Regions from separate parts of the Homo sapiens genome. Here region 1 is linked to region 2. The links are chromatin loops, found by intact Hi-C in ENCODE. Cell type or tissue: GM12878. All regions are shown on one strand. Links, peaks and the distances in the headings refer to the core of each region. The heading gives the core; the rest is flanking DNA.

Evidence for each region. A loop is a pair of places that touch in the nucleus more often than their neighbours do. Peaks named below come from ENCODE experiments on the same cell type or tissue, not always from the same donor. Only the 100,000 strongest peaks of a DNase experiment are listed, where the experiment ranks them.
Region 1: a loop joins it to region 2, with 6 times the contacts of the local background. A loop is called at or near these places in 2 of 110 quality-filtered maps.

Annotation. Positions count from the first base shown.
Region 1 is chr6:106,161,105-106,169,441 of GRCh38, reverse strand. No RefSeq gene overlaps it. Among named protein-coding and RNA genes, the nearest start is that of PRDM1, 79 kb to the right of the region's middle. RefSeq lists enhancers at 1,564-1,683, 1,921-2,656, 4,480-4,939, 4,950-4,999, 5,020-5,119 and 3 more. In GM12878, for the core only: no CTCF peak of the experiment used is centred there; DNase peaks (open chromatin) are centred at 1,881, 4,821, 5,191, 5,761 and 1 weaker place; H3K4me3 peaks cover 2,384 bases; H3K27ac peaks cover 5,827 bases.
Region 2 is chr6:105,642,141-105,650,477 of GRCh38, reverse strand. No RefSeq gene overlaps it. Among named protein-coding and RNA genes, the nearest start is that of LINC02836, 14 kb to the right of the region's middle. RefSeq lists enhancers at 3,478-3,667, 6,235-6,474. In GM12878, for the core only: a CTCF peak has its summit at 6,066; DNase peaks (open chromatin) are centred at 3,897 and 6,081; H3K4me3 peaks cover 279 bases; H3K27ac peaks cover 1,706 bases.

The sequences.
Region 1 (8,337 bases), core at 28-8,027, 520 kb before region 2:
ATGTGTTCCAAAGAACTTTCTCCCACCTGGTTTTACATTCTATTAAATATATATTGTGTGAGGCTGGGCACAGTGGCGCACACCTGTAATCTCAACACTTTGGGAGGCCAAGGCAGACATTGCTTGCCTGGAGTTTGAGACCAGCCTGGGCAACATGGTGAGACCCTGTCTCTGCTACAAAATACAAAAATTAGCTGGGCATAGTGGTGCAGGCCTGTAGTCCTAGCTACTTGGGAAGCTGAGGGGGAAGGATCACTGGAGCCCGGGAGGTCGAGGCTGTAGTGAGCTGTGATTGTGCCATTGCACTCTAGCCTGGGTGGCAGAGGGAGACCCTGTCTCAAAAACAAACAAAAATATATTGTGGCCAAACCCTTTCTTGGCACTGCTTTTCTCGTCAGGCTGATGCTGGCATCTGTAGCTGGCTGCCCGTGCTCCTGCTTGTTTCCTCAGCAGAGTGCAGCTGTCACTTGTCACTGGTGGAACCCGGAGGAGAAATGACCTAGACTGAGCTATACCAGAGCAGAAAACCGAAGAAGCCAGACCTCAGGAATAGAAAAACGAGGGTCCTGTCTGGAAAGTCAGGTGGGCATCAGAGATGGCTGTGCTCCAGAAATGCTGATGAATTTTGGAGGATTAGTCATTTTTGTCAAATGGGTTTTATGCTATTGATTGAGAAACCAAAGCAACAATCAGATGTTACTGGGAGCGGCACCAACAGTGTTCATACTGGTTAAGGATTTCCACGCGACAGAAAATCAAACGCAAGCCAGCTTAAGCCAACCAAGGGATTGCATTGGCTCACAGCCTGAAAACTCCACAGCTTGATCTGGAATTTACACCCTCTTCATGATCCCAGCGCCAGGTCTGTTTTGTTCATAAGGGCTGCCTCTTCTGTGTGCTGGCTTCTTGCTCAGGCTGGCACTTCTCTTGGTGGGACAAATGGCTGAGGGATTTTGGGCTTTCTGTGTTCTCCAATACATCAGCCAGGAAAAGAGGGATTGTCTCCCCTGTGTTACAACAGAGGACTGAGGAAGCTTTTTCCCAGAAGCGCAAGTGAACGTTTCCTCAAACCTCATTGGCCTGAATCAGCCCATATGCCCACCCCTGAGCCAATCACCCGGCCAGATGATGGGTGCTCTGATTGACCGAAGCGCAGGAGGACCCACCCCTAGGAGCTGGCTGTATCCACCTGCCAGAGAAGGGGGAGGCAGTGCGGAGGAGAGGGTTGCCTCCAGGTAATATCTGGGTGCTGTGGCAGGAGAAGGGGCAGTGGATGTGGCGGGAGGCAACTTACGAATGTTTGCTACCTCAACATCATTATTATTGTGATGCAGGCCAAATTCGAGGTGGTGCAGATACAGATAAGAACACTTTTGTTCAGAAGCCCAGCTCTGCCTGCTTCTAGCTAAGTTACTTAGTTAGGTCTTTAAGTCTCAGTTTCTTCATCTGAAAAAACGTGGATGATAATACCTCAGGGAAGGCCAAATTCATATATTAGAGGATACGTCATATGTATCAAAATATATAAGGTTACGTATTTGAAAAAAATAATAATTGAATATGAGGTACTTTTCTTAAAGTGCCAAATACAGTCAGCATTGTCGAAGCCAAGATTGAGCCCCCGTTTCCACTTTAGCAGGGCAGCAGATGGAAAGAAGATGTCCCCAGCCACCATGAGTGTTGGGCAAGTCAGGGCCCATCCCATGTCTTCATGACAAGATAGTTTCACTGGTTCAGAACCAACTTAAGCAGCAGGTGTTCAGGGCTAGGGTGTTGAAGTTTCAGCTTTGATTTTTCTATGAAATTGTTCGGGTTATTAAAATATTGGCCCTATTCTCTCGCTTAAGAACTGGTTTCATTTCTAATGACACAGCACCATCATGCCATTCCTTGATTTAGTCACGAGAACCAAAACTAATGTGTGGCTAGTTTCATGTCGTTTTTATAGCAGTTAGTACAGAGAACAACAGGCTCTTGTGAAAACAGATGTATTCGCTATCTATTTCTCTATCTGCTGCCTCCCAGATTCAAAACCCCATTTCTGAGGTGGCTTGGTCCTCCGGTTTGGCCCTTGTGGAAGAGGCTCTTGTAAGGACAAGAGCCTAGCTATTATTCTCAGTGGGGAACCATTTTATAAGAAAGAAGTGTGCCATCCCCCAAACCTTGAAAGAATTGCAAGAGGGTGTCAGAAAGAGACCTTTCTTCTTTTGAGAGAGGATTCCTTTGGCATTATTGTCTATTGTGAGCACACAGGAGGGTTCTTTAGTTGATGAGCCTCTGTAAACTTCTTAAAGGCCTTGTGGTATTGCATGAGAATGTGAGCATCTATTTAGTATTTCTGGAAAAAGCATTGCCTTATAATAATGCTAACACTCTCATAATGACAACACAGTCAGTCTCTTCACAAAGGTTTAATCATCAGCAATGTCTCTTATATAGGCAGGTTAGAGGACAGATGTTTACAGCTAAAGAAAGAGACATTAAATTTTTCATGACTTCAGAGAGAGTTGTAGAGTTTAATGTTAGAGTCCTGGGCTAATTTCTGGGTAATTGTTTGATCTCTCTCTGCTTGGATTTCTTTCTGTATAAAAGGCAAATAATAATGAGAATAATAATAATAATAATAGACCAGCCATGGCGGCTTACAACTGTAATCCCAGCACTTTGGGAGGCCAAGGCAGGAGGATCGCTTGAGTCCAGGAGTTCAAGACCAGCCTGGATAACATAGTGAGACCACCATCTCTACAAAAAATTAAAAAATCAGCTGGGCATGGTGGCATGCAACTTTATTTGGGAGGCTGAGGTAGGAGGTTTGCTTAAGTCAGGGAGGTTGAGGTTGCAATGAGCTATGCTTGCTCCACTATACTCCAGTCTGGGCAGCAGAGTGAGACTGTGTCTCGAAATAATAATAATAATACTTCAGGGAGTGGTAGTGAAGATTATATAAACTAATATATGTAAAGTGCTTAGAACATCACCTGGCACACAGTTTGCACTCAAATGTTAGTTGTTGTAATCATCATCTTCACTATCAATTTTTCCTCTTTATTTTCTTTTTAGAGATAGTGGATAGTGGGAATAGGTGGGAACGAGCAATCCTCCCACCTCAGCCTCCAGAATAGCTAGGACTACAGGCACATGCCGCCATGCCTGGCTGATTTTTTACTTTTATTTTTAGAGATGGAGTCTCACCATGTTAACCAGGCTAGTCTTGAACTTCTGACCTCAAGAGATTGTCCCACCTCAGCCTCCCAAAGTGCTGGGGTTACAGGCGTGAGCCACAATGCCCAGCCCCCCTATTCATTTTTCTCAATTGAAAGTTGAATGCCCTTGCCTCTTTGACACACACATATACAACCACTCTCCTCTTGCATCTGGCCTCCTGCCAATCTAGGTTACTCACCTGATCTTTGCTCTTCAGTGGTCTTCCAACATCTGTCTCTGTCCAAACCAGCAGCCTCAGGAAAGCCTTGCTTCCATGCTAGCAAACTGGCCTCCTCTAGGGCCATCTAACCAGTCTTTCCTTGTTGCCTTTTATATACTAAATATGATTCCTAGGGGGTAAATTTTTTTTAAGGTGTTAAATACCATGTCTAGGCAGATTCAGCTCACCCAGAAGACTAGAATTGGCAGCTATGCCTCCTGCTCTCTGCTTTGATTCAGAACCTGTGCTATGCTATTGTCAAGCCTGGGTATTGTACCTTCTTGGTCCATTTTTGAATTTTTCATCCATTTTGACCAACACTGTTTAATTCCTGCTTTTTTTTTTTTTTTTTTTTTTGAGACGGAGTTTCATGCTTGTGGCCCAAGGTGGAGTGCAATGGTACGATCTCAACTCACTGCAACCTCCACCTCCCAGGTTCAAGCGATTCTCCCGCTTCAGCCTCCCAAGTAGCTGGGATTACAGATGGCCACCACCATGCCTGGCTAATTTTTGTATTTTTTTGTAGGGACTGGGTTTCACCATGTTGGCCAGGCTGGTCTGGAACTCCTGACCTCAGGTGATACACCTGCCTTGGCCTCCCAAAGTGCTGGGATTATAGGTGTCAGCCACCGCGTCTGACCAATTCCTGCATTTTTTAAAATGACAAATGACATGGTCAAGAAAGCCTTTCTGCATTTCCTTTCTTTGGTCTTCATTTATTCATTCAACCAGTATTCTGTTACTGTGTCCTCTGAACAGTCTCAATAAAATTGTTGCTGCTTGGTGCTTTGTGTATGTGCACCTGTTCCCTCTCCTAGGTTATGAGAACAAAAGCCAAAGATCCTATTTTAAAATTTTTATTTATTTTCTTAATTTTTTGCATCACCCACAAGACCACAGGCAAAGCCTGCTTGGGAATGAACTCGTGAAGAGCTGTGAAGCACAGATGGGTCTCTCTGGTCTTTTCCCTCTACTTCCATCCCCCTTTCTATTCTTCTAAGAGTCTCACAGACCCTTTCCATCTGAATTTAGTTAGGCCTCCAGCAAGCAGAGACACAGATTTCACAGTCAGGTGCTGCTCCATGCTGTACTGGGGTGATGCCCCAAAGGTGTTCTTGGCCCCGGCCTTCAACACCCTGTGTTGATGTACTTGGTGGCAGATTCCCTGCCATCTCCCCAAATGATCGTGTCTTCTCTTCACATCTCATTATGTTTTCCTTGGCCTGATTCCTTTCCTCCTACCCAGTCTGATTCGTCTGCCTTTTCCTGACTCCCTTCCAGGCCACCCCTTCCCCTGGCCTCTCTTCGTACCTTGGCCGTTAGTCTTGCTTGATGCCTCTGTATGCCTCACTTTGGTTTCTGTTCCCCCTTATTCTTTTTCTTTCACTTTCCCCCACCCACCCGTCGTTTTTAACAGTGTCATCATGACTTACAGTGTGGGAACATGATGCTTGCTGTCTCCCACATTACATAGCCGCCCCTGGATTTCATGTGACCAACATTCCTTCCCCTAACCCCTTGGGCAGGATAGAAACTCCCCCACTGCCAGAAGCCGGGGCCTAGCCCTCATCGCGAGTCCCGCTTCCTGCCCACCTCAGGAAGCAAGGGCAGGGCAGAAGATGGAGGCCAGGGCCACAGAGTTCACCCCAGACCTCGTGTCAGATTCTGTGGGGCAGTGTGAGCTGGGTGTGACTCAAGGCACCACTCACAGCAGCTTTACTCTGTGAAAGCACGAAACAGGGAGGGTCCTCATAAAGGAATGGCAGGGGCTGTGGGGAAGAGGTGGGGTAGCACATATGACTGAGGCCAGGGAGGTTTCTAGTGCTGACATGACTTGGCCTCCTCATCCACAAAACTCACTTGAAACACCAGAGCTTGATGAATAACAGCGTCCCAGTCATAAGCAGAAAGAGCTCTTCCCTTTTTCTTCCGTCAGCCCTCACACATACCGCTTGTGCAATCTGTTCTTATGTGAAGGTTTGCAAAATCGTCCAAGTGGAGGATGGGTCTGGGATTTCTTGGACACATATCCATCCTGGAGGGCCAGACATCAGCCAGGGCAGCTGGAACAACCTGGACTGTCACAGTAGGAGGGGACGGGGGGTGTCAAGGCTGCTGGGAATGGGGCCTTCTAGCACTCGGTTTCAGAGAGCAATAAATGGAGTTCTTATTTCAAACGTGCAAACCGGATTTGGTCAAATACTCTCCCTGTGAGGCAGCTGCCCTTTGAGGCTGTGGACCAGAGTGGAAATAAAGCTCCTGTCTGACAAAGGATAGGTTTCCTTGACCCTTTCTGCTGACTATTCCACTTCCTGCTGGTTTGCTGCGTTGATCCTTGGGCAGCAGCCCCAGGGGTGCTTGCTGCAGCAGAGTGAAAGTGATTGCCAGCCTGAGCTCTACAGGCTGACTTTGGGCTCTGCAGGCACGTTCTTCCCCTTGCTTATTTTCCACTGCTGTTTGTGAGTCAAGCTCAAGGGCCACGCTGAACAGGCTGCTGGAGGAAAGGAGTGAGCCAGGTCTCTTGATATCTTCTAAAGTCTCAGAAAGGAAGTACAGACCTAATTCAGTGCCCTCTCCTTTTCTCTTCAAGTGCAGGTGGTTAAAGTCCCCCTGATATGGTTTGACTATGTCCCCTAAAAAGCATGTATTGGAAAATTAATCCCCATTGTAACAGAGTTCGGGGGTGGGGCCTGATGAGAGATGATCAGGCCATGAGGGCAGAGTGAATGAATTAATGCCGTTACTGCAGGAGTAGGTTGGTTATAAAAAGGGAGTTTGGCCCTCTTTTACACACACGCACTCTCTCTCTCTCCCTCTCTCGCTGTCTCGCTCTCTCACTCTCTTGCTCTCTCACTCTCTTGCTCTCTTGCCATGGGATGATGTAGCCACCAGGTGCCAGCTCCTCAGTCTTGGGCTTCCCAGCCTCCAGAACTGTGAGCCAAGACATTTCTATTAATTGTAAATCACTCAGTCTGTGGTATTCTGTTATTACAGCACAAAATGGACTAAGACATCACCCCTGGGTGCATCCCACTCATGACACAGGCAGGAAAGCAAAGATAGCTAAACTCAGGATAGGCATTTGTATTCAGAGGGTTTTTTTGTTTTTTTGGGTTTTTTTTGCATTTTTCCACATTGCCTAGTATATAGCACTGAGAATGCGTTTTAAGATTTATGGACAGTTTTGACATTTAAATAAGGTATGACCAAGGTAAAGGGAGAAAATTGTGGGAATTTTGTCAAATAGGACCAAGGAATGCAATTTTTTTTCAAACACTATTTTTAAAGGACTCTTTTTGTAGAACCTTAGCTTTATTTGGTATCAGCCAAGTGTACCAATCTCCTGTTTCTGATTTGAGAACAAAATGTGTACTGTTACCCGTACCAAGTATCTCAGATACCTTTTCCAACCAATTTTGAAAGTTCACAGAACTGGTCTTCCTGAGTCCTTTGGCCTTAGATGTGTAGATACACAGATGATCCATTGGTGTGCAAGAAGAAAATATCTTAACTTCTATTTCTATCTGTGTTTCAATCTAAACAACAAATAAATTAAGCTTTACTGTTACTAATAAATATGATTAATGCTACATGTATTCACAAGTGTACACATATAAAATTTATAGATAAATATAAATATGATGGGGATGCAGGCCCAATTTTAAAAATTAGATTGTATGATCAAAAATTGGTGGAGGCCAGACATGGTGGCTCATGCCTGTAATCCCAGCACTTTCAGAGGCTGAGGCAGGAGGATCACTTGAGCCCAGGAGTTTGAGACCAGGCTGAGCAACAGAGCAAGACCCCATCTCTACAAAATAAAAAATTAACTGAGCATGGTGGCACATGCCTGTAGTCCCAGCTATATAGGAGGCTGAGGTGGGAGGATCTCTTGAGCCCAGGAAATTGAGGCTGCAGTGAGCCGGGCTCGTGCCATTGTGCTCCAGCCTGGGCAATGGAGCAAGACCCTGTCTCAAAAAAAAAAAAAAGTTTGCTAGGACTTCTGCTGCTGGCCAATATGGAGTCATGGAGACCAAATTTACCTTCCTGCCTGAAACAACCCCTACACACACACACACACACACACACACAAAACAGACAAAATATATGAAACAACAGTTTCCAAGACACTGGACATCAGGCAATGAAGAGAAGTGATCCCTAGAATCAGGAAACAATGAGGTGGCCCTTCAACTGTCACAGCTTACTCCACTGAGTTCACACTGTTTAGTAAAGTTATATATGTCTTTTTTTCTTAATTTGAATTTTTACTTTCCTCCTCCTTGAGGACAGTAGCCACATCTCGTTCACGGTGTATCCTCAGGACTTAGCACAGGAGTTGCTGAATAAGCATTTGTTGAATGAATAACTGAAGCTCTACAGGGAAGCCTCAGAATGGTAGGATCATAGATGAACGGATGTTGGAGCCCAAAAGCACCTTAGAGATCATCTAGCCCAGTTTCCTCATTATACTGATGAGGAAATTGAGGTCCCAAGCAGTGCTATGACTGCCCCAAAGTCTCATGGCCCCTTAGTGGTGGAGTTTGTGGGAGTATTCCTCCCTAAAAAGCAACCCTGGAATTAAGCAAGTTGGTAAATTGCTGCAGCTCACAAAGCAGGGGCATCATAGAATTCTAGAGGCTAAGATGGTGTGTTTAGGGACAAAAATATAGGAACCAAGAATTACTGTGGGCAAAGCCATCCAGGGTTGAAGATACAGCCAGACTCTGCTCAATTCTAGAAAGATGCTGAAAGAGCCTTCCAGGTTGAGCAGAGAGACCACAGGAAGAGCATTTTGAACGTGTGCCCTGGTGGACCCAGAGACTTCTGCAGAATGCAGGAGTCCTGGGGCTCTGGATGAAGACAAGCCTGTCCACCTGGAAACCCAGAAGACTCTCAGCCTGTTCCAGGCC
Region 2 (8,337 bases), core at 193-8,192:
AAACCATTTCCTTCACTATTCAAAAAAATTGAAAGAGAAGAACTTCTGAATATTTATTCAGAAGTAGTTCAAAAAATAGCTGGTTTTATTTTATTTTGCAGAGGATTAGAAATGTAGTTTAAACTACAAAAAAGGAGTTTTTCAATATTTCAGAAAGAATCATTGGTATATTGAAAGAGCAGATTTGAGGCCGAGTACAATTGCTCATGCCTGTAATCCCAGCACTTTGAGAGGCCAAGGCGGGTGGATCACCTGAGGTCAGGCATTTGAGACCAGCCTAGCCAACATGGTGAAACTCTGCCTCTACTAAAAATACAAAAAATTAGCTGGGTGTAGTGGCACATACCTGTAGTCCCCGCTACTTGGGAGGCTGAGGCACGAGAATCACTTGAACCCGGGAGAAGGAGGTTGCAGTGAACCAAGATCGCACCACTGTACTCCAGCCTGGGCAACAGAGTGAGACTCTGTCTCAAAAAAAAAAAAAAAAATGTGGATTTGAGAAATGACAGCAAACCCAGAATTATTAATGGGAAAATAAAAATAGAAATGTAATATGATGTTGAGTTATATTTATGTAGAGCTTTAAAGTTTACAAAGTGTTTTTATCTTAACTCAGTCTATCCTCACAACATCTCTCTTGGAGGAAAACCTGTGTTTTATGTCTGAGGAAACTGATATTTGGGGAGGCTAAATCACTTGCCCCAGGCTATATGGCTGGTATCTTGTCGATGTCGAACTTGAACCTGCATCTTCTGATTCTTGGGCAATGATTGTTCTGTCCTTTAGAAAGGAAGATAGAACTTCTGCTTTGCTATTGGCTGTTTTCAGGGAAATCAGAAGATAAGAAAGAAAGACAATATTTCTAGCAGTTTGCTTTAAAGTGGTTGACAAAAATACATTGGTCCACACTACTCTAGTCACCTGCTTCTTTTGCATGAATTTTGGCCAGGTGAAGACTTAGCCTGAGAGGGAAGAAGGACCTGCTTTTAGACCTTCATCAGATGTCTTAAGTCACTTATAGGGAGTCATTCTGTTATTTCTTACCTCATGCTTTCTCTTTCTGTGGACATAAGTTTGTAGTGATATCTCATTCACAGAACATAGTAGTATACAGGAACAGAAAAGAAGGGAGGGATGGGCGGTGGATGGTAAGTGTGAGCAGGTGTTGGAGAGATGCTAAGCTCAGGCCACAGTTCAACTTCACAGGAAGTTGAAGAGCTACTTAGCCTTTCCTAAAACTCAAACTTTCTAAAACATTGACAATAAGGACAAGTAATTGATGGGTAGAAAATGGAGAAATGGTCATGGGAGGAAAGAGATAAAATAGGTTTAGAACATTTACTTATTTACTTGTCTCCAAAATTAACACTTCCACAAGCTTGATGAATGGGGACCTTGTGCATGGTTACATTTACCATCTTACAGCTTTCCTCTCGGTTAGTGAATTTAACAATATGAATGAAAATAGATGACACAATTTTGAAGTTGATAAAGGTTTTTTGTTTTGTTTTGTTTTGTTTTTTACTTAAGTCACCAAAGGATGGGTGGGCTCTAAATAGGAAATGGAAGAGGTAAAGAAGCAGGTCATATTGAAAACAAAAAATAATAAAAAATTTCCCCAGAGGAAATACCCCTTTCTAGAGCATACTAAACTCTTAGTTGCCATATGTTGCTTGAAAAAAAAAGTTATATACCACATTTTTTCATAATACAAACTATAGAAAATGAGGTTATAGGAAATCTTTTTAGCTGAAGGAGATCTTCAGAAAAGTGAGAAATCATCTGGGTGGAGGGGCTTTAGTTAGAGAAGTCTGAAAAACCCCAAATAAAAGGAATCAGCAGTTCCTAGAAGGAAACAGTTTGGTAGGAAAAAGGGATTATCCCAACTAAACGGCTAATGAAAACTGATAGCTTGAGTGGCTTCTGCTTGACAAGGAGATTGTCACTGTTGACAGGGTTGACTGGCAGGGTGGAAAAATGAGGGGGATAAAGCTTCACAGAAAGACTTCAGAGGAAACTTGACACCTTCAAAACCACAGGTGTGAGGGTAAGTGAAACCGTCAAGTAAAAGTTGGCGTTGTTTTTCAGGATCTGATGTTCTGCATACTTTAGGTTCAAAATTTAGGAGTTTAAGGGGAACACTGAGATAAGTTGGGACATGGGAGGTTAGGAATCGAGGAGTCAGAGGACTCTTTTCTGCCCGTGAAGGGACTCCGTAGACTCTTAAATGTATTCCACAGTACTTTCTAGAGCTCTAAGAAGACAGGCTAGCTTTTTTCTCTACCAGCCCAGCCTGTTTCAAATCACAGGCTTCAATAGGCTTTCTAACCTAGCTCTCAAAGGTGATTTATTGAGTGTCTGTTATGTCCAAGATGCTGAGCGTGGAGTGTGTGAATACATAAACATGTTTGAACACTTGTTCCTTGCCTTCAAGGGTTTCATCTCAATGAAAAAATGGGATAGAATGAATTCTGCCTCAAGATGAATTATTCTCAAATAGAACTAACAGTAAAAAGTAAAACACAAAAAACACAAATGCCAAGTAAATAGCATTAACATTAAATGCTATAAAAATTCAGAGATGGAGGTGACAGGAGTTGAAGAAGCCCTTTTTGGGAGAGGTGGAAGTTGAGTTACATCTTTAAGGCGGAATAGAATTCAGACAGCCTGGGTAAGGGTGGGGGGAGGAGGGAATGTGAAGAAATGGGGAAGAATGGTAGGACACTCCCAAAGGGGTAAAGAAACTACTGGAGTAAGGGGAACAGAGGATTACATTTAATAACTCTAAGATGCACCCCCTGGGAAAACAAACAGTGGAATTTGTAACAATTATTTTTGTTTGGCTCTTGAAGCTGAGCATTTATGTCTGTTGAGGATATAAAAAGTTCAGTGTTCTAAATGGGAAGAGAATGACCTGAAGTGAATGGCAGAATGGGCTCTGGGGACACTGGACCTAGGGCTGCACCCTGGCTCTGCCATTTGTGAGTGGTGTGATCTCCAATGAGTTCACGTTTTCATGCCTCAGGCTCCTAATTTTTAATTTGGGATAATATTAGTATCAATAGTATCTAATTCATAGGGAGCTGTGGGGATTAAGAGATAAAGTATTTATTATGCTTATAGTGTTGGGCACATAGAAGGAGCTCAATACATCTTTATTATTTTTATATTAATATAAAATAACAATAATAATGGTAATAAAATCTCAAAGCCAAGTAAGCATCATGAAATTTTTCACGTGCCCATGAGCACAGAGGAGATCTTCAGAACCTACTGTTTTCTGATCTCCAAGAAAGATGGAGAAAAGAAAATTATAGCATTTTTCTTTCATTTTTTCTTCCTTCCTCTTTTTTTTTCTAGAATAAAGAGATGAGGAAAATGCAAGACAGTCCATGTCGCTCTTGGCTGTTCTCTGCTACTCCCCCCAGGTTCAGGGGTCTGTGAGTGGTCGTGAGAACCCCACCCCCAGGCTTCTGCTTGGGTCCTTATCATAGTGGCCTCTCCTGCTACCCAGTGAGAGTTCACTGTTCTGGCAAGGGATATGGCTCCCGACTCAAGGAGAAAGGGAGCGCAATGCTTTCCTTCTCCATTATTCTATGGGCAGGTTTAATATCCAGTGCCTCCTATTTATAATTAACATGAAGTTGTTTATTTCTTGCTTCTCATTTTAGCAGGGTAAGCATGTAGAGGCAGGCCACTTTCTAGTAGATTGTGAGAAGATAGACCTCAGCATGAGCCTGACTGTGGGTCTGATGTGGAGAGAAGAGAGTCAAAAGGAAATATTCTGTGGCTTTCTATATGACTGAAATGCAGCAAGGCTATTGTTTGCTGTAGCAGCTGATTGAAAAAGAGTGACATTCTGTCCACTGAACGTTAATAGGCTCAAGTGGAAGTGTGGTGATCAAAGCTGAGTCATAACTTGAGAGGAAACCAGTCTTACCCATGTTTTTTGTTCTTTAGTGGAGACACCTAGTAAGCTCTTCGAAGACGGTGGCTTTCTACAAAAGGAGAGCTATAGTAACCGTTGGCCGCAGCAAGATGCTCTTCTCACTCTTGTGTTGGAACAAGAACCAGTTATGAGAAGCCTGGGTTTGACTTGCTTTTGGTGTGGTTAATGCTGGTGGGAAGGTTTCTTATAGGTCTTTTTATTTATTAATACATTTGGTCATAGATGGGCCTTCAGGATTTTCAATTGCTGTGACTATGTTGGTCTGGCTAGCTTTTTCCAGGCTAACAATGCAAACACCCCCAGCACCCCTGAGGGATAGTCTCACAAAGCCCCTGTCTGTCTGGCCTGTGGCTACATAAGCAATCTCTTGACAGTTCTTGGAACGTGAGACTTGGTGACGTGACCTAAGACTTCGATGTTTTTGTGATTTATCCAGGACACTTGACTAGGTAACAGGAATGCAGATGATCTCTGTCTCAGTGCTAGAACCTGCAGCTTTAGCCCAGGTTTATTCTTTGGGGTATGACTGCTAATCTGAAAATTTTGGGGAGAGTCCAGTGTCTGTGCAAGAGCAAATCTTCAATTTGGACTGATTCCACTATGAAGGAAATTGAGTTTTTATGGGAGCTAAAAATAAACGATCCTTAGCACTCCCTCCATCCTAAAATACATTAAATAGCCCTTACATTTTCAAGTTAGAACAAATCTGGCCTCATTGTTTCTGTCACTCTAACACTTGTTAATGTTATTTATGTAATTTTCAGATATTCTCAGATCAAAATTTTCCATGCCCAGTTATCTTTCTCATGCAAAGAAATTGTGATCAGTGTTCAGTTTCAATCAGTTTACTGAAGGAAGGGTCGTTTACAACACCTGTAGCCACTTTTCTCTTAGGGACTTAGTTAAAAAATCAGATGCAGGGTGTGAAATGAGACCTAAGTAATTCTTTCCAAGTTCCTTTGAGGAGCTCCCTGCTAGTACTCTCTCAGCCTAGAAATCAACACCTGCCTTTCACAAAGGAGCCTCCATCCAGTGTGGAATTCCAGCAAGTACACAGGTAGTTATTTCTAGGAATATTGCCCTTGCACATCTCTCCTCTTGCCAGGCACCAAACTAATTTCTCAAAGAGAAACAGTGGGAAACAATATGTTCTGTGCTGCCTTCACATACTACCATAAGAGGCAGTTAGTTACATAAGCCGGCTTCCAGAGATTTGCCAAGTGCTCTTTTTAAAAAAAGTGGCTGCTGATGGAACATTCTTTACATAAAACAGATACTTGTTTCAGCAACCAAAGTCCATGTCCACAGCAAAATCCAACTAGTGTTCTACTTTTCTATTTGTCTATAGAGTATAGATCTCTATACACTTCAGGAGAAAAACTTGTGTCAATAATGGATTGGGTTCGACAGTTTAAAAGAAAAAACAAATGGACATTTTTCATTACCTCAATTTCTCATTATCTACATCAACTCAGAACCGTCAAGAAGGCCCATAGTGAAGCCTAAAGGTTTTGAAAGGGGCTACTATGAGCATTATGGATTCTGTCCCATACTCAGGAAGCACCCCCCGACCAGGAATTTCTCAAGACCAAGGCGTGATGAGTGCAGTTTTACTACTGCCTCTGCTCATGAATAAGACCTCTGTGGTAAATCATTTCCCAGGTAGAATTTGCTCTTCCTCCTTAAGTAAGAGTAGTCTTTAAAAAAAAAAATCCTTTCTCAGAGTAGTAAACAACTCTCTGAAGTAGGCATCATCTAGATAACCTTTACAAAAGACATTCTCTGCTTGATTCCATATTGGTTCTGATGTAAAAGTGCATCAAAGTTAGAAAAATCTTGCTCAAGTTTCAACAGCAAATATTCTTAGCCAGAGGAGCTGACGTGGGGGTGAATGGAAAGGAAGTAGAAAGTCAAGTGCAAGATCAGTTACAAGAATACCACTTAGAATTTTTGGTTTTCCCTCATGCTTGGTGAATATATTTTTTACATGTCAGTGGGTTGGGCCCATCATTAAGCTATTGTCTCGCGGCATCAAGCCCATCCTCCTACACTCTGCTGTGTGATGCTGGACCTCTGCAATACACATTTATTTCTGTGTTGCTGATAATTCCCTGTTAGGCTCTGCCAACAGGGGATGCTAGAGAAAGACTGCAAGTCTGGGAAAGGAGAAAGTTTATTTTCCTCTCTGCTACCTCTGACTCCAGTTTTGCTTCCTATTTCTTTCAGTGTCACCCAGCAACACTTCTTCACCCAAACAGTGGCATTTTACTTCAGTAACAGCTGTTTATACTAGTTTGCATTTTTTTTTTCTTGACACAGGATCTCATTCTGTCGCTCAGGCTGGAGTGCAGTGGTGTGATCACAGCTCAGGTGATCCTCCCACGTCAGCCTTCCAAGTAGCTAGGACCACAGGTGTGCACCATACCCAGCTAATTTTTGTATTTTTTTGTAGAGATGGGTTTTCACTGTGCTGCCCAGGCTGGTGTCGAACTCCCGGGCTCAGGTGATCCACTTGCCTTAGCCTCCCAAAGTGCTGGGATTATATGCATAAGCCATCATGCCCAGCCCAGTTTACAATTTTTCCAATAGTTGCAGAACCAGTCTCATGGTACACCCCTCAGATGCACTGTCTTAGCTGGCAGTATCACCTTTTTGGAAGTTTGGGCCAACCCTGTGGCCCCACACTGGCATTAGGTACATCAGCACAGGCCACCAGCTGCCACTTCCCCTGGGGGATCTGAGTCTACTCCCTACTTAGGTACACCAGCACCAGCCAGCTGCCACCTCCCTGGGAGATCTGAGTCTACCCCCCTACCCAAGGTCTGAAGCACCAGCAACTTCAGAGCAGTGCCCTCTCCTCAGACATCTGAGTGTAGCATTCATTGGGATCTATTTTGATGGTTCCCATCTCATCCCTTTGTTCCCCAGCCCTGCAAGTGGTAAATGTGTCCTATTTCCATGATAACTTATTGTTCTCTTTTTGCATATTCAATCATTCAGTACCTAGTAAGTACTTCTTTATATTGTTTATATTAAATTATCTCCATTGGTGTAATTTGTCTCTTGTCTGGACCTGGATTGATAAAATAGGAGTCCTTTCCTTAATCTCACAGCTTTCAGATGGACATTGACTAGATCTTACAAGATATAGCTAAAGTCAACATGGTGTTCTTTGGATGGGAATTTCTTGTTCCTATTTATTCCCTGGGCCTAAAAGACCAGGGTCGATTATGAATTCTTACTCTGGGTTCTAGAAAGATGTTGGCAGCTTACTTAATACCTGAGTTAGCTGTTGCATAAGATGGAACAGGAAAAGGTGTTTCCTTTTTAATTGATAAGAAAGACTTAATGAGGCGCCATTTTCTCATTCTAAGTCTCCATGGAAAACTAAAATGTCAGAGGGCACTTGTCACTCCAGGCATCAGATGTTATGAAAATAATAGATCTGAAAGATTTGTAGCATGAGGCAAGGGAAAAAGATTGATGGGTTTAAGTGACATAATTGAAGTTCTCAACATTAGAAACTCCTTTTGTAAGCTGGGACACTTAAGGCTTGGCAAATATGCATGTCTGTTAGCCGTCTGCATCACTACTGACTGTGTATCTGTATTGAAGGATTAAATGAATCATAGACATATGATCGCTGCATGGAAAAAAATGTGTTGTGCCCAGCACTCTTTTCCATAAAGAAAGCGTCATTGGGAAATGCAAACATGTGGAAACAGGCCACAAAAATGCAGCAAATTAGTCCTTATTATCCACTCATCCACGCAGGAAAGTTTTAAAAGGTAATAAAGTCTTAGGTTCTTACAATTGGCACTTTAGCCTTACTGTTTTTAGAGTAAAATATATGGTGCTGGGAAACCACTGTGCATCTAAGCATTTCATTTAGCTTTTAACTACCTTTCAGTTCAATAGGCATTTCAAGTCATGCTGTCACCTGTTGCCAAGCTTTCTGCTGCAGGTTACCATCCCAAACTACCTCATTAAAATAAATGAAAACAAATAGGATTATCCAAGTGAAATGTCACTAATGCTATTATGAAGTAAGAATGTTTTGGCGCCATTCAATAAAGCTACAACTCTAAGCTGTAAATGTAACACATGGAAATTCAGATGACATCTCGACTCATTAGATCTTCTGTTCCATATTTGTGCTTGTGTGTGGAATAGATGATAATGTAATTCTGTACAGTCACAGTATCATAAGGGTACTTGTTTTTTCTAATGAACAATGATGCAATTCTATGATTCCACTATCCTTGTTTGTCAGGTATCCTGTTTATTGTAATTTCTGAGCACAACGGATAACCCTGTAATTTAAATATGGGTATGCCCACACCGAAAAGTCAAACCTACATACCTTTCAAAACAATTTTTCTCAAATT